Regions from separate parts of the Homo sapiens genome. Here all the other regions are linked to region 1. Evidence: chromatin contacts called from ENCODE Hi-C or POLR2A ChIA-PET data. All regions are on one chromosome and are shown on one strand. Each heading gives the region's core, a stretch centred on a gene start or an enhancer-like site at or near the end of the contact. The rest is flanking DNA. Distances are from core to core; before and after follow the strand shown. Region 1 holds the start of DEGS1 (delta 4-desaturase, sphingolipid 1). Region 2 holds the start of MIA3 (MIA SH3 domain ER export factor 3). Region 3 holds the start of SDE2 (spliceosome associated SDE2). Region 4 overlaps MIA3 (MIA SH3 domain ER export factor 3). Region 5 holds the start of LBR (lamin B receptor). Region 6 holds the start of TAF1A (TATA-box binding protein associated factor, RNA polymerase I subunit A). Region 7 has its middle 17 kb from the start of LBR.

Region 1 (2,700 bases), core at 41-2,540:
TTTTTTGCCTTGAGTTTCATTTATTAGAGAACCCAGACATTGTCCCATATAGTCTCCCAGAGTTGGATCTTGCTAGTTTCATCCCCACGGCCTAGTTTAACACATTCCTCTGTCCTTTCTATTTTCTTTTTTTTTTCTTGAGAGGGAGTCTCCGTCTGTCCCCCAGGCTGGAGTGCAGTGGCTCCGTCTCAGCTCACTGCAACCTCTGCCTCCCAGTTCGAGCGATTCCCCTGCCTCAGCCTCCTGAGTAGCTGGGATTACAGGCGCCTGCCACTACGCCCAGCTAATTTTTTTATATTTTTAGTAGAGACGGGGGTTTCACCATCCTGATCAGGCTGGTCTCGAACTCCCGACCTCAGGTGATGGACCCGCCTCTGCCTCACAGAGTGCAAGGATTACAGACGTGAGCCACCGCACCCGGCCAAATGTCCTTTCTATTTTCTATAAATTAACAGTCAGATCTAGGGGCTCGATCAGATTTGTGTGTGTGTGTGTGCCGTGTGCGCGTGCACAGCATGTTCTTTGACTAGGAGGCACACCTGCTTTGGTTATCTTCTTTTTGTAATCTTTAAGTTGCTCTTTGATGTAGACGTGGTAACTAATGTTGAAACAAAATTAGTTTCGTTTCAAAACCTTTCTTTCAGGAAGAGGTTGTGGTTGATTACTTCTGCGACAGGTAGATGCAAGGTTGAGCAATCATCTCTTAACAGAAGTGGTCACACTAGAATAATTCAAGCACAACAACAAATCCCACATCATCACCCCCTCTTAATAATGGTGTTTTCTTTTTACTTGATTAGCTTTTAATTGTCACGCACTCTGCATTTTTTCCCTGAGGTATTATTTCCAGAAGGCAGCGAAATATGACTCAATGGCTAATTTGCTTTTTAAAAATTAAACAAAACTTAGGCCAGCTGCCATTTAAGAAGGGCTCCGGGGCCTCCAGACTCGGTGTGACCGTAGCCGTGCCCGGTGCTCCCCTCGCGGAGGCGTTAGGGCGGCAGGTTTATCTCACTTGAGACCATTCCTTCCTTTTTCATCTTCTCCGGGCTCCGGCGCAGCAGGCCGCAGGGGCGGGCACTCGCAAGAACGCGGCATCCTGGATGGTGGCCGAGTCACCGAAGCTCAGAACCCCGCGTCCCAGAATCGCTGAGAGCCGGCCCCGCACGGGGGCCTGGGAGCGCCACGCGCCCTCCACCCAGAGAGGCAGGCGGGCGGGCCGGGGGGGGCGGGGCCTCGGGACTCCGCCCACGCCTCCGTCTCCTCCGCGCTCCGCCACAGCCGGCCGACACCACACCAGCCGGGGAGCCGCCGCCGCCGCCGCCACCTCTGAGCAGCCGGCTGGGAGCGAGAGCCGACAGCTAGTCTGCAAGCCACCGCTGTCGCCATGGGGAGCCGCGTCTCGCGGGAAGACTTCGAGTGGGTCTACACCGACCAGCCGCACGCCGACCGGCGCCGGGAGATCCTGGGTGAGGGCCAGCGGGCGCCCCGTTATGTGCGTGCGTGGCCTCCCGGCGCCGGGGCGCGCTCTCCCCTCGCGGGCCCTGCGCGGTCGTGGGCGCCGGAGGCCCGTTAGCAGCCTGCTCCCCGTCGCGTCCCGTCGCCGCTCGGGCCGCCAGCCCGCGGGTCAGCGCGGGAGAGGCTGGGCGAGGAGCGGGGGGAGGGACGGGTCCTCGGAGCCGCGCAGCTCCGACCCTTCCGCGAAGAGGCGCAGGCGCGTCCCCGAGCGCGGGAGTCCCCGCCAGGCCCACGCCGGCCGGTTGGGGCGAAGGGTGTCCCCGGCTGTGCCAGCCTTGAGTAGATCTTTTCGCTAGAAGATTCCTGTGCCCTCAGGTGGGCGCCCTTTCCTCTCACCACTCCCTCTCCTCCGGAGCGGGCCGAGGTGAGCGGGTGCCGGCCTTGGGGCTGCCTGAGTGCTAGGCAGGGTGTGGTCCTGGGCATCCTTGGGCCTACCAGCGAGCCCTGCTCAGGGTGTCGGGCGCCGGCGGGCAGTACTGGCGGGGGCGGCCGCAGTCCCGGCCTTGGGCCCGTTAAGGGGGCCGGCGTCCCTCCATATGCCCCCCGGGGCTTCTCGGACTTGATGGGCCCTGGTCGGTTCACGCCGCTTGTCCCATTGATCCTCACGACAAGCCTGGGACGTAAGAACGGCGGATTCGTAGGCATTTTTCATCCATCTCGGTTTTGTGGATGAAAAGACTGAAAATGGAAGACTTGCCAAATAAGGAAAATATGTGGCGTGGCCTGCTGGTCCCCTGACAGCTAATTGAGAGGCCTTAACTCTCCAGAGGATTCGGGCCTTCTGTGTTACATAGAGAATGCTCATCTCTCCCAGGCTACTCCTAATATGCTAGGGATTGTGTGGAATGCTTTACAAACATTACCCAATTTCATCCTCTTGGTAATTCTACTTGGTTGGTATTATCGCTGTTTTAAAAAATGAAATAAGAACGCGTGACTAAATGCTAGGGGGATTCTAATGCGCATTCGGTTGCCTCTTCCAGAGCACGTGTTTGTTTTTTGTTTGTTTGTTTTTTGAGACTGCACGTGTTTGTTTTTTGTTTGTTTGTTTGTTTGTTTTTTGAGACTGAGTCTCACTCTGTTGCTCATGCTGGAGTGCAGTGGCGCGATCTCCACTCGCTGCAACCTCTGCCTCCTGGGTTCAAGCGATTCTTCTGTCTCAGCCTCCCGAGTAGCTGGGAT
Region 2 (2,700 bases), core at 41-2,540, 1.6 Mb before region 1:
CATTGTAGCCACTCTTCTGGAGAGCATTGTAGCCACTCTTCTCTGGGCTGACCTGCTCATGCAGTCCCCCGCTTTTTTAACTGCACATATAAATCATCCAGTTATAGTATGATTTAAATAAGATTTTGCTTCCCTGCTCAGAAAGAAAGTACAAAAATTGCTTGTTGCTTGATGGAGGCTTTACAGAGCTGTGATTAAAAAGGAGCATACTACCTGGGTTTGAATCTTAGCTCCATCACTCACTAGGTGTTTGAATGCCTTAAGGTAGTCATCTCTGAAATGGGGATCATAATAGGACCTACTACTCTAAGGTGCGATTGTTGTGAAGATTAATCTTAATTCTGGCATGAAATAAGTATAAAATGGAAGCTCATCACACTGTTATTAAATTAATTTACTTTTTTCCTATGGATATAGATCTAGGAATCTCAAGATCTCAGCCCAAGGACCATTACCCATTTCTATCAACGACCAAGCAGGCCACGGGCTCTGATTTATATCCTCAGCCCCCTATTCCACTCACCTCCCCCTTTCTTAATCAAAGAGCACCACGGGATGGTGCCCCCAAGGAAGCCCTGGGAGGCTGAAAAGGAGGGAGCCTGAAACCAGAGACTAACAGTGGCAAATCGCGGGTGGGATTTGGCAGTTCAGAAAAGGAGGTACCATGCCAAGAGTGGGGGTAGCGGGGTGAAGTAGCGGGGTGAAGTGGGGGGCTGGTTCGGGACAGGCCACAAACCAGAAACTGCGAGAAGGCGCCAGAAGGGACCTGTTGAGATGGCGCAGGGTTGGGGGACCCAAGCGCGCGGGGAGGGGTGAACTAAGAATGGAGTCACGCGGAGGTGCTGCGAGGGACTGGGGCAAAGGCAGGTGATTGGGCGAGGGAGTCCTGGTTGCCACGGCAGCGACCAGAGGAGAAGGCTTCGAGGAGAGGAGGAGGCTGCTGTCAGTCCTCCTCCTGGAGGTCTCCCGCATCCCTCCTAGAGCCTCTGCTGACGTGTCAGTCGGAAACTGCTCAGACCTTCGCGGGCGCCGCCCCTCTGCGCTTGTCTTCCCACATGCCCCCGGCGCTCCGCCTGGTCCCTGCCCGCGTCCCTGCCCCCGTCCCTGCCCCCGTCCCTGCCCCCGTCCCCGCCCCGTCCCCGCCCCCGCCCCCGCCCCCGTCCCCGCCCCCGTCCCCGCCCCGTCCCCGCCCCAGCCCCCGCCCCAGCCCCCCCGTCCCCGCCCCGTCCCCGCCCCCGTCCCGCCCCTCTGCGCCCGCCCCGGCCTCCTCCTCCGCGTCACCGGCTCCCCGAGGTGACCACAACATGGCTGCGGCGCCTGGGCTGCTCGTCTGGCTGCTCGTGCTCCGGCTGCCCTGGCGGGTGCCGGGCCAGCTGGACCCCAGCACTGGCCGGCGGTTCTCGGAGCACAAACTCTGCGCGGACGACGAATGCAGCAGTGAGTGCGCTGGAGGGGCGGCTGGCCTCGGGGCGGCTGGCCTTGGGGTCTCCGCCGGCCCCGGGGGTCTCCGCGGCGGCGCCGCCTGGGCTGTGCGGGGACGGGAGTTCCGCAGCCCCTGGCCGGCCCGGGGGTCGCAGGCGGGATGGGCTGAACGCGGGGGTGGGCGCGCTCCGGGTCCCTGTGTCTGCCTTCTCCCGCTCTGCCTGCGCCCGGCCCCTCGGGCCTGACCATGGGGGCTGCACCTCCCACTTGTTGCCAGCGTTTTATTTTTCCTCTGCTGAGGCGGGGGGTTGCTTGCGGTGGTCCCCGGCTTCCCCAATAGTGGCTCACAGCGTCCCCTTCCCACCCCCCCAATCCGCCTGGGCTCGGAGGGTAGATGTGGTTGCGCGCCGCGCGTCTGGGCTCCCCACGCCGCAACCAAAGCTTTCCTGCCCGCGCTGCGGGGACCTCGGTGGGTGCATCACCCCGGCAGATGCGCTAAGGGCTCGGTGGGCGTTTTCCCAGTGGCAGGTTGATGGTGGGGTTTGTTTGGAAAGGCTCCCTGGCGCTGCTCCTTTGCCCTTCTGCTTTATTGGGATTTGGGCTTGTACCGCCTTTTGAACAGGAATTGGGAGTTTAGGTTTGGGACGAGTCTGGAGTCCAAGCACTCATTGTATTCCGAGGTCTCTGCCCCGACTTTGATCAATCCTGTCGTTTCTGTGCTTGGAAGCCGCCTTGCAGACTGCTAGGCAGGACTGCAGGAAGACCAAAATCTTTCGCTCTGCAGAGACCGAGGATCTGCACCGGCCACCTGGGACCGGCAGCCTCCTCTTCTGTGCGCAGGAAGCGGAATTGCTCTCCAGTCTGGGATTGGAGGTGGGCGGTGGAGAGGGCACAGATCTTCAGGCTCAGATGAAGAAGGTTATTACAGGAATGACAGTAAATACTCCAAGGGTCTCATAAGCCAAGCTTGGTTTAGCCTTAGCCGCTTGCGTGTTGAAACCTCTTCCCTCTATGTTCGCCGGACCAGGATCATTTTAGGGCCTCCCAGACCGTCTCAACCTTGTAACTTACTGATAGCCACTGCAGAAACGGTTTTTCATACACTGTTAAGCAATGCCTATAGAAACGTATTCATTTTAAGAAGGCCAAGAACTCTATGGTTTAGCTATTTATATTCAAATTGATGTTATCAAAACCGAATTTCATAATATGAACTGTTTGTATCTCTACAACACTAATCAAGAAAAGAGATCTCTAATGAGTGTGAAGCCATTCCTA
Region 3 (2,700 bases), core at 151-2,650, 1.8 Mb after region 1:
GTGGTGAAACCCCGTCTCTACTAAAAATACAAAAATTAGCCAGGCATGGTGGCGGGCGACTGCAATCCCAGCTATTTGGGAGGCTGAGGCAGGAGAACCGCTTGAACTCAGCGAGGCGGAGGTTGCAGTGGGCCGAGATCACGCCATTGCACTCCAGCCCGGGCAACGGGAGTCAAACTCCGTCGGGGGTGGGGGAGGGGGAGAAAAGAACACTGTACTCATGAAATAAGAATTATTTTCAAAGGAATTAGAATGCAATTATTTTCATGGTCAAAAACAGTTGTGCTTACAGTTTTTAGACTGGATTACAGAGCAGGAAGGAAAACATGGAAAGTGAAAAACCGTATTATTTGCAAACACACATTGCTTCTTCACGGAATCGATCCAAGTCTCTTAAAATTTTGGTCTAGACTGCAGTGTTAACATTTGTTAAGCTTATAAATAGTAAGCAGAGGAAATAGCCGAGGAAAGCACGGATGAGGTGCGGAAAGAACAGAGTTCTAGATCAAGTGCCAACATTAAAATTAGATTCAGGGAAACCACTAAATTCTTTTGACAACTGAACAGGTTTAATATCTTATAGCTGGTAAAAGCTTACTTACTTGAAAGTTCAGTAAAAGCTCACGTGTAACTCTGGAAGTCCCTGGTAGGTTTTCACAAATATGCACGGACAAATGAGACCATCAAATTAATAGTGAACACTTCTACGTAACAGGCCCTAAGAACCCAGGCCCTCAACAGGACACACGTGTGAATGCTTGGTCACAACGACTGACCAGAAGAATCAATTTTCCTTCCCAATCATCCTTTGGCCTGGGTTTGGATATGACATACTTCTCTAGGCTGGGGCTAACAAGGCTGTGTGATGAGTGGACAAAATACACGTCACATAACCATAGTAAGAAGGTGAAGACTGGAGCCTTAAAAATCAGCCGGCCCAACTGCCAGAAGACCATTATATTTACGGATAAAGAAAGAGAAACAAAGTATTTGTAACTGTGAGCGGGACTAAGTGCCTGTAACAGTTTTTTTCTCCCTCTTGGTGGGAAGGCAAAACCACCACCACAAAAGAAAAGCAAAGGAAGGTCTCAGTAACAATTCGAAGCACCTTAACACTGAGGAACTCTCAGCCTCAACGAGTGAAAACCCCAGAGAATAAACGTACCCCCGCCCCGGACAGACCTACTCCGCACCCAGCGCTGCCACCTGTCTGCCTCTTTCTCCTTCCTAACAGGAACCGAAATCCTCACCTGATCTTGGCAGTGCCGGTGGATAAAATCCCGGACGGTGCACCGACCCGAGGCACACCGCACCGCCTTGCACCCGAAGCCAGGGCCGCGAATCCACACCAGCGCCGCGGCCTCCGCCATGTCACCGACTACCCGAACCTCAAGCCTCTCTGAGACACCAGGCGCCGCAACTCGCCCGGCGCCTCTTGATGACGCGAGCATCTTCCAACGCCCCGCCCCTCACGCTTCCGTTCACCCCTCCCCTCCCCTGGGGCGGGTCAAGTGAGCCGGGCGGCGGGGCGGTGCGGGCTGGGGGAGGGGAACAGGAAAGGCCTGGCGGAGGCAGATAAGGCGGCAGAGCACGGGGCGAGGCGTTGCTAGGAGAAGTTGCTAGGGCGGGGCTCGAGGGACCGGCTATAAAAGGCTGGCGCTGGGTTAGGTTTCGAGCTTCCTGGCCGTAAGCGATAAGGCTTTAACTGAGAACCACCTTGTGCTGTAGGCTTTGGCCCTTTTCCTCACATCTGTGTAGTTATTTTTGGGTCGCGGAGAATTGTGGCCCGAGAAGGCTCTGCTCCTTGAGAGTGTGGGGAGAGAAGCTGCAGTCCCGGAAGCGGTTTTAGGGGGCCGCTTCCTTGGCCTAGAGGAGCTCCCCAACCCGAGGGGGCAAGGGAAACGACCCCCAGGAGGCCCCTAAACAGTGGCCGGCGTGGTTTCTCCTCCAGCTTTACAGAGCCTTCTCTTCCCCTCCAGAAACAGCCAACCTCCGGGTTTCTGCCTGCCACGCACGGTTTATTCTTATTTCCGCCTGTTTGTGCACTGCGTTATCTCCACTTCAGCTCTGTTTTCAAAATATTTCACAGCAAGTGGGCTCTTGTGAAAGGCAGTGACAGGAGTGACGTTTATAGTCATGCTGCTTCAAAAAACCCTACCATAACTTTTATTCTGCACCATGGAAACACACTCGGACAGATTTGCATAACGTAACCTTAAGGCTCAGGGAATCCGAAAGAGTCCCTTAATATTTAACAGAATGAGATTATGGTATTTCTAAAACCCTGAACAATTCAAAAGCCACCAGTGTGAAGATAGGAAGGTTATTTGGAGATATCTGTGCCTGCTAAACACAAATGCATCGGCCCACAGAATTGCCTTCTCTGCTGTTAAAATGCTTGGCAAATGGAACTCCTAGCTGAGGGGGTAACAACAAAAAATTCAGAAATCGTTTAGCGGTGGCAGTATGTGCGAAAATGGAATTTCAAGGCCTGGGAAGTTAATAGATTCAGTGGTCTTTATTTCACACACGAGGGAAAGTTGGGGAGAGAAAGGGCCTCCATGGGGATGCCAGTAGATAAATAAAAATTACAAAAAAAAAAATAATAAAGATAGATTGTACTGGCCGGGCGCGGTGGCTCATGCCTGTAATCCAGCACTTTGGGAGACTGAGGCGGGCGGATCTCGAGGTCAGGAGTTC
Region 4 (2,700 bases), core at 139-2,638, 1.5 Mb before region 1:
GTCATCTCAGTAGCTGTGTGGTTTTAAGGCCCACAACTGGTTTTAAGAGTACTGAGGTGGTTGGAGGCATAAACTGACTAAGGCCATGAAAGAAAACCACAACTGGTTTTGAGAGTACTGAGGTGGTTGGATCCATAAACTAAGGCCATGAGAGTGGAGGCTATAGTGTTGCAGTGTTTACTGATGAGGAAAATGTTTCTAGATGCCCTCTCTCAAGTTGGATATTGCTTGTGTAGTGGGTGTTTTAAACCACACCTGGTAGTAGATTCTGGAGGAGAATAGGAGGGAATCTTTCTGAATAAGACACTAAGCCCAGATGGAAGAAAGAGCTTTATCTCACATGTTTCTTCTTGCTCAATAATGGCATGTATAACATGTTTATTGTACAAATGGGAATTCACTTTTTCAGTCTTAAGTTTGCAGTTCTCTTAAAAGTCAGTCTAATCCTTTTCTGTTTTTGTTTGTTCTTTAAATGTTTGAACATGACAATTGTTTAGTTTTGGGTAAATCAAGAAAATATAGATTTAAAAAGCAAGGGAAGAAAAAGCAATGAAAGAAAGCCTTTTGTTTTTTAGGTGACCGGAATGAGAAGATGAAAAATCAAATTAAGCAGATGATGGATGTCTCTCGGGTATAATCGTTTTTAGAGTCCCATAATTGCCTGTGAATACTTTTACTATGCCTCACTTTTATGAATACTTGTCTCTTCTGCAATTTTTAGACACAGACTGCAATATCGGTAGTTGAAGAGGATCTAAAGCTTTTACAGCTTAAGCTAAGAGCCTCCGTGTCCACTAAATGTAACCTGGAAGGTAGGTTGCTTCTTGAGAAGAAATTGCTATATATTGGAAAGATACAAAATTGCATTAGAAAGATAAAGAGCGGCTTCCTGCTTTCATACTTCTCATTTCTCTCAGCACCAGCCCCCAACCAAGTTCTCAAGTTCTTGTGCACACATATGGAACTCAAATGTTTTATCCTTTACAGACCAGGTAAAGAAATTGGAAGATGACCGCAACTCACTACAAGCTGCCAAAGCTGGACTGGAAGATGAATGCAAAACCTTGAGGCAGAAAGTGGAGATTCTGAATGAGCTCTATCAGCAGAAGGAGATGGCTTTGCAAAAGTAAGATTATCATCATTTACTGTTAACTGTATTGTCATGTCAGTAAATAAATGTGTACTAATATAGATAATGTTATCGTTTTTCAGGATTGTACTCTTTTGCATCTGTAATTAGTATAAATTTGTCTTTCTTTCTTTCTGCTTTGTTTCTCATAAGCTGCATTTTTCTTTCCTTTCTAACCAGTAGTCAAAAACTGTTGCCTGTAACTCACTTAAGGGGGAGCAGTGTACTGGTACTGACGGTCGCTGCTGTGGGAGTGCTTCTCTTTTGAAGATCTGGCCATGCCTTGTCTGTGGCTCCGCCACTTGTTTCACTTTCCTTTCTTTGTGGTCAATTATGTAATTTCCTTTAAACAGTCTGAGGGATTTGTATGACGTGTTTTAGTAGAATAAAAACTTCAAAAAAGGAAAATTTACTTATTGAAGGTACATTTAGTTTTGGACTTCACAGAGTAAAATATTCAAACTAAACATAATTGTGGCAAAGATATTAGGAGTTTTGAATGTAGAACTATTTGGTGTGTATATTTAGATAATAATCCTCTGAAATACATATCTCAAATTTCGAGCGAGGTACCTTTTGAGAGGTATATTTTTATAGTTCAAGTTTTTTGTCCACAAAAACATCTGAATTCTCTAAAAATAGGTTATCTGTGGCAGTTGCTATTTGTGTTTGCTCTTATGTTTTACTCTTTGGTGTATATGGCAGTGTGTGAGGAGGCCTCTCTTGCTAAGCAAATTTAACTTTTTTAAATGCTTAGACTGCTACTGCTGTATGCCATTAAATATTGAAACCATACCATTAACTTTTTCTCTAATTCTTTGCTCACCAGGCAGCCAGTTTAGATTTTCCAGGTTTTGTTCAGGCCAGCTCTAAATAAATGCCTGTCCTGCTTCAGAGAGACATTCCTCATTTCATTACTTTTTAAAAAAGAGCACTTCTCTGCCTCCAATAGTAATGTGAATTACGTAAATGGCAACTGTTTTTCTTCGTGATACAGTTAACCCATTGATGTGGCAGTGTTTTATTCAACTTCCCCAAAATTCATTCAGTCTCCATGTGTGGTTTGTACTCTACTGTCCACCCCTAAAGTCACTGTGTTAATTCAGGCCCTTGTCATCTTTTATGCCAGTCCCCTAGCTAATCACGTATCTCCAGACTTTCTTTCCCTTTTTTTTTTTTTTTTTTTTTTTTGAGACAGAGTCTCACTCTGCCGCCCAGGCTGGAGTGCAGTGGCGTGGTCTCAGCTTACTGCAAGCTCCGCCTCCCAGGTTCATGCCATTCTCCTGCCTCAGTCTCCCGAGTAGCTGGGACTACAGGCGCCCGCCACCATGCCCGGCTAATTTTTTTTGTATTTTTAGTAGAGATGGGGTTTCACCTGTGTTAGCCAGGATGGTCTCAATCTCCTGACCTCGTGATCCACCCGCCTCGGCCTCCCAAAGTGCTGGGATTACAGGTGTGAGCCACCGCGCCCGGCCAAAGAATATACTTTAATGCAGGTTCAGTGAGTTTACTTTTGTATGAAAATGTCTTTAGTTTGACTCCATTTTAAAAGGATCTTTCTGCTGGTTCTG
Region 5 (2,773 bases), core at 28-2,527, 1.2 Mb after region 1:
TCCGCGCCCTTTGCTTCATGAAGCAACAGAAAGGCCACCTTCCTGGCTGTAAAGGCAGAAGCGCCTTCTTCCCCATAAACATCCTTGGGCAGCTCATCATTCCCCTCCTGCTCGTTCTTCTCCCTCTTCCCAGGCAGCCTGAGAAACAAAACTTAAACTGGACTTGTTGCCTAATCTAAATTAGGATCCCTCTGCTCTTCTCCGTAGCTCCATCTTCTCCCACACACCAGTTACTACAATGCGTAACTACAGATCTACACGTGTTTACGTGCAAGGTCCCCGGGGGCCTGTTCACCCTGGCACTGCCCAGGCGCCGCGCCTCGCGCTGCAGGTGTCCACGCGCGGACCACGGTATCTACCGCGCCCTCGTGTGAACACCCGACCGGGCCCCGTAATCACTCTGGGAAAGCGCCTTCAACAAAGCCCTCCGAAAGCAAGTGCTTTACTAAGTGCCCCTTGAGGCTACTGGCAGTGCGAGGCTGGCTGTCATTAGAACATTTTTCTGAACCCTCAAAAAGGTGAAAAAGCAGGACCGTGCTTTAGCAGGAACACGCACACCCGCCTAAATACCCGATTTTTGAGACTGTCCGGGCGAAGGAATTCAACGCATAGGAGCGAGCAGCCATGCAGTGTGCCTGGAGAATCACCAAACCGCGACGACCACGACCCTCAAAGCCAGTGACAAGCAGCGCGAATCTAAGCCCACCTCGGCCGCAGACCCTTCCCCGTCCCGCCAGGCCGCCGCGCCCTGTCAGCCTCCTACTGCAGGACCGCGGGGCCGCCTGCTCATCTGTCAGACGGGCGCTCGGAGGGGCCGGGAGCCAGGCTGCGGTGGGGCAGGACAAAGGCGCCCACGAACCCTCCCTGCCGCCGCCGCTCCACAGCCGCGCCGCGCCGCCAACATGGAGGGAAACGTCCGCAGTTTAAAACCCCCAGCTCCATTTCCGCAGCGGGCCCGGCTCGGGCGAGCTCCAGCCTCGCCCGCCGCCGCCCCGACCACCCGACTGGGCCAGAAAAGGCGAGGAGGGGAGGAGACGAGGAGGCGAGGAGAGGAGGGGAAGGCCGCCGCGCCAGGCCCCGCGCCCAGGGTCCCCGGCCCGGCCGCTGCGCCGGCCTCGGGCTTCCTCCCCCAGCGGCCCCTCGAAGAACGCGCCGCGGGGAGCTGGGAGCAGGGCGGGGGTGGAAGCACTCACCTGCGCCAGGTTCCGGCGGTGACACGGACGGCTCCCGGAGAATAGTCGCACAGCAACCCGGCGGCAGATCCACGCGCGCGACGCTACCCGGCCGCGCTCTCGCGCCCCGCAGTCCCGCAAGCCGGGCGCGCGCCTCCCCGGCCCCGCCTCGCGGCGCTTCTCCCCTCCCCTCGCCTCCCCTCCCCACCGGCGAGGCCGCCCGGGGCTCCCATTGGCTCCTCGACCTTTTGAATCATCCCCGGCGCTGTCGATTGGTCGCGCGCCGTGGCGCGTCCGCCCCGCCCCACCCTGCCTGGGGGCGGGGAGGCCGGTGAGCGGGGGAAACCGAGTCTGGCGGGGCGGCCCGGAGCGCGACGTTTGCCACCGCCTTATCTCAGCCGCCCAGGCGCCCTCGCAGCACACGGAGCCCGCGCGCTCCCGCCCTTTCCCTCCCAGCGCTCGCAGCAGTGTTTGGGGTGCCAGGTGGCTTGGCGAACGAGATTTTTTTTTAAGCTACAAAGAAAACTAATACATTCTTGAAGTGATCACCAAAGATCCGAGCTCGAAAGCGTTTCTCGGTAAAACACTATGAGTGCCCTCCTTAGCGTGTTAAAATCCCACAGAAGCCCCTGGACCAAGCAGCGGCATCGAAGGCGAGCAGGGGCGCTTTTGTGTCCGCGGCCGCTGAACCTGCGTAGAAGCGAACCCGGACCGATGCTGGGACCGGCGGCGGGAGGGAGGGGGAAGAATGGCCGAGGGCTCCTACGACTTACGCTGCGAGGAGGGGCTCGGTTGTTACCCGAGATGCTGTCGAGATGCAGTAGAAAATCCCCAACACCGCGGAGCGTGGAACAAGAAGTTTTATGCGTTACACACCGAAACACAACTTGACCTGCAACCTACAAGCCTGGTTTTAATTGAACCCCAAAATGCTGAGTCATGTCATTGTTGACTCCGAATCTGTTACGGATCCTAAGCTTTTTTTTTTCTGCTAGTTTTCATTATCGGTTAGTTGATTTCCTTCCTTTGAGGTCGAGAGTTTAAAGCAGTCCATTGAAGTTCCCTATTTTGCAGTGTGGTTTTAATCAAAGTATTTCTTAACACCCTAACTAGGTATATTTAAGTGAATTGCTATTTTGGAAGCATTATTAAATTGTAATAATGAATAGAACTTTTCATCTATAGCCTAGCTTCAGCTTTCATTTTCTCATAGAACTACAAAACACCCAGGTTTACTTCTTAAAAAAAAAAAAGTGAAAATACATCGAGTTTTCTCAGTCATTCACATGCAGTGTGAATGAGTTCATCAGAGCCTTTCCTGAGAAGTTCTGACATCAAATTGTCATTGCCATCGAATTTGCCCTTGGTGGAGATCTGTGCAACAGAAATGCACATCGCACTCCAAAGTCAGAAAATCTTTTATTTTTGACAAACCCCCAAGTCTCAATTGTCTTAACCCTTGACATAAGATAATATTAGTCCTACCTCATAGAGTTTTGCAGTAAATTACACAGAAATAAAAGCGCTTATGGGGACCTAAGACAGATCCTATCCCAAATAGCCAAGCAGTGAGTGCTACACTATTCTTTTCTCATATGTTC
Region 6 (2,700 bases), core at 21-2,520, 1.6 Mb before region 1:
AATTTGATTAGCAAAATGCATTATACCTGTCAGCTCTTTTAAAGTAAAAAATGAATTTAACTATGTCAGCAACAGCCAAAATGAATGATCCATTAAAGACCGAACCACTAATGTTTCAAGTCCATGTAAAGATAAATAAGATACTGCCCCTCTAATTTAAAAAATCTCAAGTCTAGACGAAGAAACAGCAAAACGTATAATAACAAAACAATATGAAAAGTACAGTAAGAATAGAAGTAGCAGCTAATATTTATTAGGCCCTTACTATGCACTAGAAGTATAAATTATCTAATTTAATCCCCACAGCAATCCTGAGGTGGGTACTATTACTTTCTTCCATGTGAAGGTTGAAAAAACTGAGGGGCTTAGTGAAATGATGGAACCTGCCTAACATCACAAAAAATGGTGAGGACGATAGTCTAGGAAATAGAACACCAAACTACTTGGCATGACTAGAATTCGAGGTGCGTGTGGAGGAGGGGTGCGGAAGGTGAGAAACGAACCTAGAAAAATCATCATAAGCCAAGGTGAGTTTAGACTTACTCCTAAAGATGCTCAGGGCCCCTTCCTCATTACCCATATGAAATCGAGTATTAGTGCCCCTGATACTACCTCCAAATTTCCCCTATTTCCCCTCTTCAATCCTACAGCACTACTCTAGTTCAAGACCCCTTCAAACAGTGCCTAGATTACCGCATCAGCTTTCTAAACAATTACCCTGGCTCAGATTTTGCATCTCTGCATTATACCCAGAGTAAACCTTCTAAATTCAAAGCATGTGGCTAGGAGTATGAATTATAAGTAACAACTGAATTTGAATCCGACCCATCACGTGTTTTCAGGAGTAGTTACACAAATCCTCCCTTTCCAAATCCTCAAAAACCCAAATTGGTGACCCGCAGTTGCCACGGCAACCAAAGCTTCTCTATCCCCTTCTTTCGTTTTCAGACCCCAAGGGTTTCAGGTATTAGGAGGAAATATCAGGAGAACATGGATGAATCCTGACACACCCCTTCCCGTTCCATTTAAACGCAGGAACCACGGGCGATATCTGCGGCACTTACCCGCCTAAATTTAGAGCTCCTCAGTAAAGCTAAACTCAGTCTCCGACTCCGGCCCACGTGAAGAAATTCCCACCGGAAGACGAGTTAGGAGAGCTTTATATGAGCAGGCGCTAAACCTGGTTTAGGTATTTAGGCAGCGCGCGGCCCGGCTCGTAACTCCTCCTGCTGCAGCAGGCGTATCGTTGGCCTCGCCTCGACCCCGGAAGTGACTTCTGGAAGTGACCCAGGAAGTGACAGTGAGCTGCCTCTCTGCGATTGGTTTTGCCCGAGTTTTATTTTTGTCTGTCTCAGCTAGAAAGTGGGAGACTTTCATTTAAAATGGAAATTGGGGCGAGGGGTTGGCGGCTGGGCGAAGGGAGCATTCAAAAGCGGAGAATGTCACTTTACCCGAGAAATTCACTACGATGGGCCATTGGTTTCTGCTCGGCTCGCAGGCGCACTGCACGAGTGGAGGTGTGGCTAGTGGCTGTGATGAGATAAATCCATGCATAGCCTTTTCATTGCGAGCTTGAAAGTTCTTTTCTATTACAGTTTTAGCTTTAGGTTTAATTGGTTCGACTGCCTTCTCCACAATTTGGGCGAGAATTTCCTTTGCCTTCTCAGCAAAAGTTGTTCTGCGGACCCGTCTGGGTCAACTTTCATGAGGGACATTGAGACAAACAAATGAAATATGGGTTAAAGGTAAGATGGTTAAACCGTGTGAAATGAGAGACAGTTGAGGGGTTCTAGGGAAGATGATCCCGGAAAAGGACTGCAGGCCCATGGAAACGCAGTGTGCTTCTCCAATATTTGGAGGGCTGATCAGTGAAAGAAGGATCAGACCCTTTTTCTTAGCAGCAGAGAACAGAACTAGGACTAATAAGTGAAAGGTAAAGGGAGGCTGCTTTCAAGTCACAGCAAGAAAGAATTTTGTCCACAAATGAGGATGCACAAATATAGCATAGGCTCCCCCAGGAATCACTGAGTTTCCTCTGTGTAGGTGAACAGTTTGAGTAGAATCGGAGTATCGGAGAGGAAATTAAAGGGTCTGGTAAGAGTTTGAGGCCGGGCGCGGTGGCTCATGCCTGTAATCCCAGCCCTTTGGGAGGCCGAGGCAGGCGGAAAGTTTGAGCTCAGGAGTTCGAAACCAGCCTAGTCAACATGATGAAACCCCGTCCCTACAAAATAAAAATAAAAAAAAATAAGCTGGGGTGATGATGCATGCCTCTAGTCCCAGCTACTCGGGAGGATGAGGTGGGAGGATCACCTGAGCCCAGGGAGGTCGAGGCTGCAGTGAGCTGTGATCACCCTACTGCACTCCAGCCTGGGCGACAGAATGAGACCCTGTCAAAAAAAATTTTGTACATGGATTCCTTAAAATGCTACAAATAGTTGATTCTATGTTGTCTTCTGCATAAAACAATATGCAGTAGTTAAGGACTTGCAAGAAAAGTTCCTTCTGCTGCTCTCTCTGTCATTAGTTCTTGAGTCCTCACTCAAGCTTGTGCTCTAACTCTACAGGCAGGGCTAACATAAATTATGCGTAGTCCAGGAGACCACACACAAAATAACATACATAATCATTACTTTCTTGTCTAGAGGCTTAGTCTGGCTACTTTTCTCCCATTGGCTTGAGGTGTAAATTCACCAAAACCAG
Region 7 (2,700 bases), core at 116-2,615, 1.3 Mb after region 1:
GTGGCTGTTGGCTCATAAACTGTAAGCACTATGAGAGCAAGTCTTTTCATCTGTGACCTCGATGTCCCCCTTGGTGCCATGGGCTGTGCCCATGTGCGCTAAATACACATGATCAGCCTATTGCTGTTTGGCCAGCTGTCTTTTTTTTTTTTTTTTTTTTTTTTTTTTTTGAGATGGAGTTTCGCTCTTTTTGGCCAGGTTGGAGTGCCATGGTGCAATCTCAGCTTACTGCAACCTCCACCTCCTGGGTTCAAATGATTCTCCTGCCTCAGCCTCCCAAGTAGCTGGGATTACAGGCATGCACCACCATGCCAAGCTAATTCTGTATTTTTAGTAGAGATAGGGTTTCACCATGTTGGCCAGTCTGGTCTCGAACTCCTGACCTCAGGTGATCCGCCTACCTCTGCTCCCGAAGTGCTGGGATTACAGATGTGAGCCACCATGCCCAGCCACCCAGCTGTCCTTTTAGGACACTTTCTGTACTCTCTGTAATAACAGAAGTCCCACACCAGGGCTGACTTTATAGAACCCTAGTTCCAAACTCTCTTAGTTCTGTCAGGAAAGCATTTGCATTTTTTTTTCTCCCCCGAGACAGGGTCTTGCTCTGTCACCCATGCTGGAGTGCAGTGGTGTGATAGCTCACTGCAGCCTCAAACTCCCCCAGCTCAAGCAATCCTCCCACCTCAGCCTCCCAAGTAGCTGAGACTACAGGCATAAGCCACCACACCTAGCCAGAAAAACTCTTTCTTTCTTTCTTTCTTTTTTTTTGAGATGGAGTCTTGCTCTGTCACCCAGGCTGGAGTGCAGTGGCTCGATCTTGGCTCACTGCAATCTCTGCCTCTCAGGTTCAAGCAATTCTCCTGCCTCAGCCTCCCAAGTAGCTGGGATTACAGGCATGCGCCATCACGCCCAACTAATTTTTGTATTTTTAGTAGAGATGGGGTTTCACCATGTTGGCCAGGCTGGCCTCGAACTCCTGACCTCAGGTGATCTACCAGCCTTGGCCTCCCAAAGTGCTGGGATTACAGGCGTGAGCCACCGCACCCGTGCCAGAAAAGCTTTTTTCTTAATAGCTCCCCTGGGAACCTCAGTTCTACCACCGAAGGTATACAATCACTCCAACAGATAACAAATCGACATTGTCGTGCATAAATGTAGAGCTGATCCGTATTTCATGTCAAAGGCCTGGACTGTGTGAAATTGGCTGGTATTTGTTCCAGAAGCACTTGTTCATGTTGAAGATGGGGCAGTTCTGAGTGGGTTAGCAGGCTGACGAGCTTGGCTCAGAAGCCGCTCACTATTGTTTGGGCTTTGCTTTTGACTTCACATCCTGAAATAAATGGTCGTTGCAGACCAGGCACGTGAGCAGGAAGTGGGCAGGGCTTAAAACACAGAGAAGTCATAACCTCTGCGGTTTGGTTCATGTTGTAATATGAAAACCAGGAAGCTTATCTTGCAGGAGGCTGATGTGTAAAAGTTCAGAATGGAGTGGAGCCCTCCCTCTTGGCACCCTATGCGCGGAGTCACCCTTTGTCTGCCACAGGAAGCACCCAGGTCCTGGCAGCTAGAAAACTGTAACAACTTGGAAACATTTCCCAAAATGTCATCATGGCATCAAAATGAGACAATCAATTTCTTGCAAAATTGTTTGCAAGAATACAATTTGATCAAAAGTAGAGTTAGACTTTTTTTTTTTTAAGACAGTTTCGATCTTGTTACCTAGGCTAGAGTGCAATGGTGATCTCTGCTTACTGCAACCTCTGCCTGCCAGGTTCAAGCGATTCTCTGCCTCAGCCTCCTGAATAGCTGGGACTACAGGTGTGCGCCACCATGCCCAGCTAATTTTTGTATTTTTAGTAGAGACGGGGTTTCACCATGTTGGCCAGGCTGGTCTGAAACTCCTGACCTCAGATGACCTGCCTGCCTCGGCCTCCCAAAGTGCTGGATTGTAAGCGTGAGCCACTACGCCCAGCCGAGTTAGACTTTCTCTAAGAACAGCCCCTCTGTGTGTTTTAACTTAAGTGAGAAACAACATGGGTGAGTCAGTGGTTGAAGGCAAGAGAGACACGGGAGAGACACTGATGCCCTGTCCATCCCTTCTCTGGGCCTCAGGGCATTCCAGCAGGTAGAGAACTCCACCCTCCTGCCTGCCTATCAGTCTGCTTGGTCTTGAAAGTCTGCTGCACAGAGTGGGTAGTGGCCATCTGAATCAGTGCTAACACAAAAGCTAGACAGCAATGCTTACAGGCTAGCCAGGAAAATGTTTTTACCAGAAAATTGCTTGAGAAGAGAACACAGAGTTTCAGTAGGGACATGACGATTGAGGATGGAAATGCTTGGTGAAGCAGAACATCCTGGCGTAGCCACAAGAAAACACAATAACCTTAAGGCAGTCACTCGAAGGCATCCTGGAGCCCCAGGCAGGGAGCATTTCACTTCACCAAGGCGTCTGGGGCCATCAAGTGGGAGAAAAAACTGAAGCCTAAAGCTCCTGCTACTGCTCTCTGAGCTCCCAGATCCCTGTACCTGACACCTGCCACACCTGGCTCGGCAGGTAACTAAGACTGGAAGAACCAGATGAGGAGTGGCTCTGCCACACTTATTTGAGAAAATGTCTGAGTAGTATCTGTCCAGCTAGGTCTTCCTGAGTTTCCCATGGCTCTTAAAGATTAGACATCATTAACTGAGTTTCCCAGCAGC

Evidence for each region. Hi-C counts contacts between places; a loop is a spot of excess contacts on that map. ChIA-PET counts read pairs that join two places held with the same protein, here RNA polymerase II (POLR2A). Pooled maps may share reads with other maps.
Region 2: a loop to region 1 is called in a map of CD4-positive, alpha-beta memory T cell, with 13 times the contacts of the local background. The contact joins the promoter of MIA3 here to the promoter of DEGS1 in region 1. A Hi-C loop is called at or near these places in 1 of 168 maps with a recorded cell type or tissue (CD4-positive, alpha-beta memory T cell) and 5 of 50 pooled maps. POLR2A ChIA-PET finds 5 or more read pairs at or near these places in 1 of 52 experiments (activated B cell).
Region 3: a pooled map shows a loop between it and region 1 (9-fold over the local background). The contact joins the promoter of SDE2 here to the promoter of DEGS1 in region 1. A Hi-C loop is called at or near these places in 4 of 37 single-sample maps with no recorded cell type and 9 of 50 pooled maps. POLR2A ChIA-PET finds 5 or more read pairs at or near these places in 2 of 52 experiments (A673 and activated T-cell).
Region 4: a pooled map shows a loop between it and region 1 (6-fold over the local background). The contact joins the enhancer-like site here to the promoter of DEGS1 in region 1. A Hi-C loop is called at or near these places in 1 of 37 single-sample maps with no recorded cell type and 7 of 50 pooled maps. POLR2A ChIA-PET finds 5 or more read pairs at or near these places in 1 of 52 experiments (GM12878).
Region 5: a loop to region 1 is called in a map of naive thymus-derived CD4-positive, alpha-beta T cell, with 4 times the contacts of the local background. The contact joins the promoter of LBR here to the promoter of DEGS1 in region 1. A Hi-C loop is called at or near these places in 1 of 168 maps with a recorded cell type or tissue (naive thymus-derived CD4-positive, alpha-beta T cell), 6 of 37 single-sample maps with no recorded cell type and 16 of 50 pooled maps. POLR2A ChIA-PET finds 5 or more read pairs at or near these places in 1 of 52 experiments (activated CD4-positive, alpha-beta T cell).
Region 6: a loop to region 1 is called in a map with no recorded cell type, with 4 times the contacts of the local background. The contact joins the promoter of TAF1A here to the promoter of DEGS1 in region 1. A Hi-C loop is called at or near these places in 3 of 37 single-sample maps with no recorded cell type and 4 of 50 pooled maps.
Region 7: a pooled map shows a loop between it and region 1 (8-fold over the local background). The contact joins the enhancer-like site here to the promoter of DEGS1 in region 1. A Hi-C loop is called at or near these places in 2 of 37 single-sample maps with no recorded cell type and 5 of 50 pooled maps.

The regions. Positions count from the first base shown.
Region 1 is chr1:224,181,950-224,184,649 of GRCh38, forward strand. DEGS1 (delta 4-desaturase, sphingolipid 1) reads left to right here and starts at 1,291. Exons shown (of 3, transcript NM_003676.4): 1 at 1,291-1,469. The coding sequence starts at 1,388. RefSeq lists enhancers at 467-616, 470-1,300, 877-966, 1,301-2,130 and silencers at 1,117-1,316, 1,417-1,796, 1,957-2,036.
Region 2 is chr1:222,616,807-222,619,506 of GRCh38, forward strand. It overlaps MIA3 (MIA SH3 domain ER export factor 3), which reads left to right and starts at 1,291. Exons shown (of 28, transcript NM_198551.4): 1 at 1,291-1,437. The coding sequence starts at 1,305. RefSeq lists a cis regulatory region at 1-283, silencers at 1,089-1,158, 1,329-1,588 and enhancers at 1,109-1,991, 2,272-2,331.
Region 3 is chr1:225,997,943-226,000,642 of GRCh38, forward strand. SDE2 (spliceosome associated SDE2) reads right to left here and starts at 1,401. Exons shown (of 7, transcript NM_152608.4): 1 at 1,251-1,401. The coding sequence starts at 1,370. RefSeq lists enhancers at 1,256-1,365, 1,886-2,035, 2,056-2,155, 2,236-2,285 and a silencer at 1,426-1,705.
Region 4 is chr1:222,653,668-222,656,367 of GRCh38, forward strand. It overlaps MIA3 (MIA SH3 domain ER export factor 3), which reads left to right. Exons shown (of 28, transcript NM_198551.4): 16 at 576-631; 17 at 722-812; 18 at 988-1,126. Among named protein-coding and RNA genes, the nearest start is that of MIA3, 37 kb to the left of the region's middle. RefSeq lists an enhancer at 1,305-1,544. Within about 2 kb of position 1,389, at least 10 of the 41 ENCODE cell types and tissues checked have a DNase peak (open chromatin) inside an H3K27ac peak, as active enhancers do.
Region 5 is chr1:225,426,761-225,429,533 of GRCh38, forward strand. LBR (lamin B receptor) reads right to left here and starts at 1,278. Exons shown (of 14, transcript NM_002296.4): 1 at 1,194-1,278. RefSeq lists enhancers at 1-360, 361-1,032 and a silencer at 865-1,694.
Region 6 is chr1:222,588,663-222,591,362 of GRCh38, forward strand. It overlaps TAF1A (TATA-box binding protein associated factor, RNA polymerase I subunit A), which reads right to left and starts at 1,271. Exons shown (of 11, transcript NM_005681.4): 1 at 1,065-1,271. It overlaps TAF1A-AS1 (TAF1A antisense RNA 1), which reads left to right and starts at 1,258. Exons shown (of 3, transcript NR_110613.1): 1 at 1,258-1,300; 2 at 1,596-1,745. RefSeq lists enhancers at 1,238-1,771, 1,772-2,304.
Region 7 is chr1:225,443,671-225,446,370 of GRCh38, forward strand. No RefSeq gene overlaps it. Among named protein-coding and RNA genes, the nearest start is that of LBR, 17 kb to the left of the region's middle. RefSeq lists enhancers at 966-1,035, 1,536-1,585, 2,481-2,700 and a cis regulatory region at 1,140-1,679. Within about 2 kb of position 1,366, at least 31 of the 41 ENCODE cell types and tissues checked have a DNase peak (open chromatin) inside an H3K27ac peak, as active enhancers do.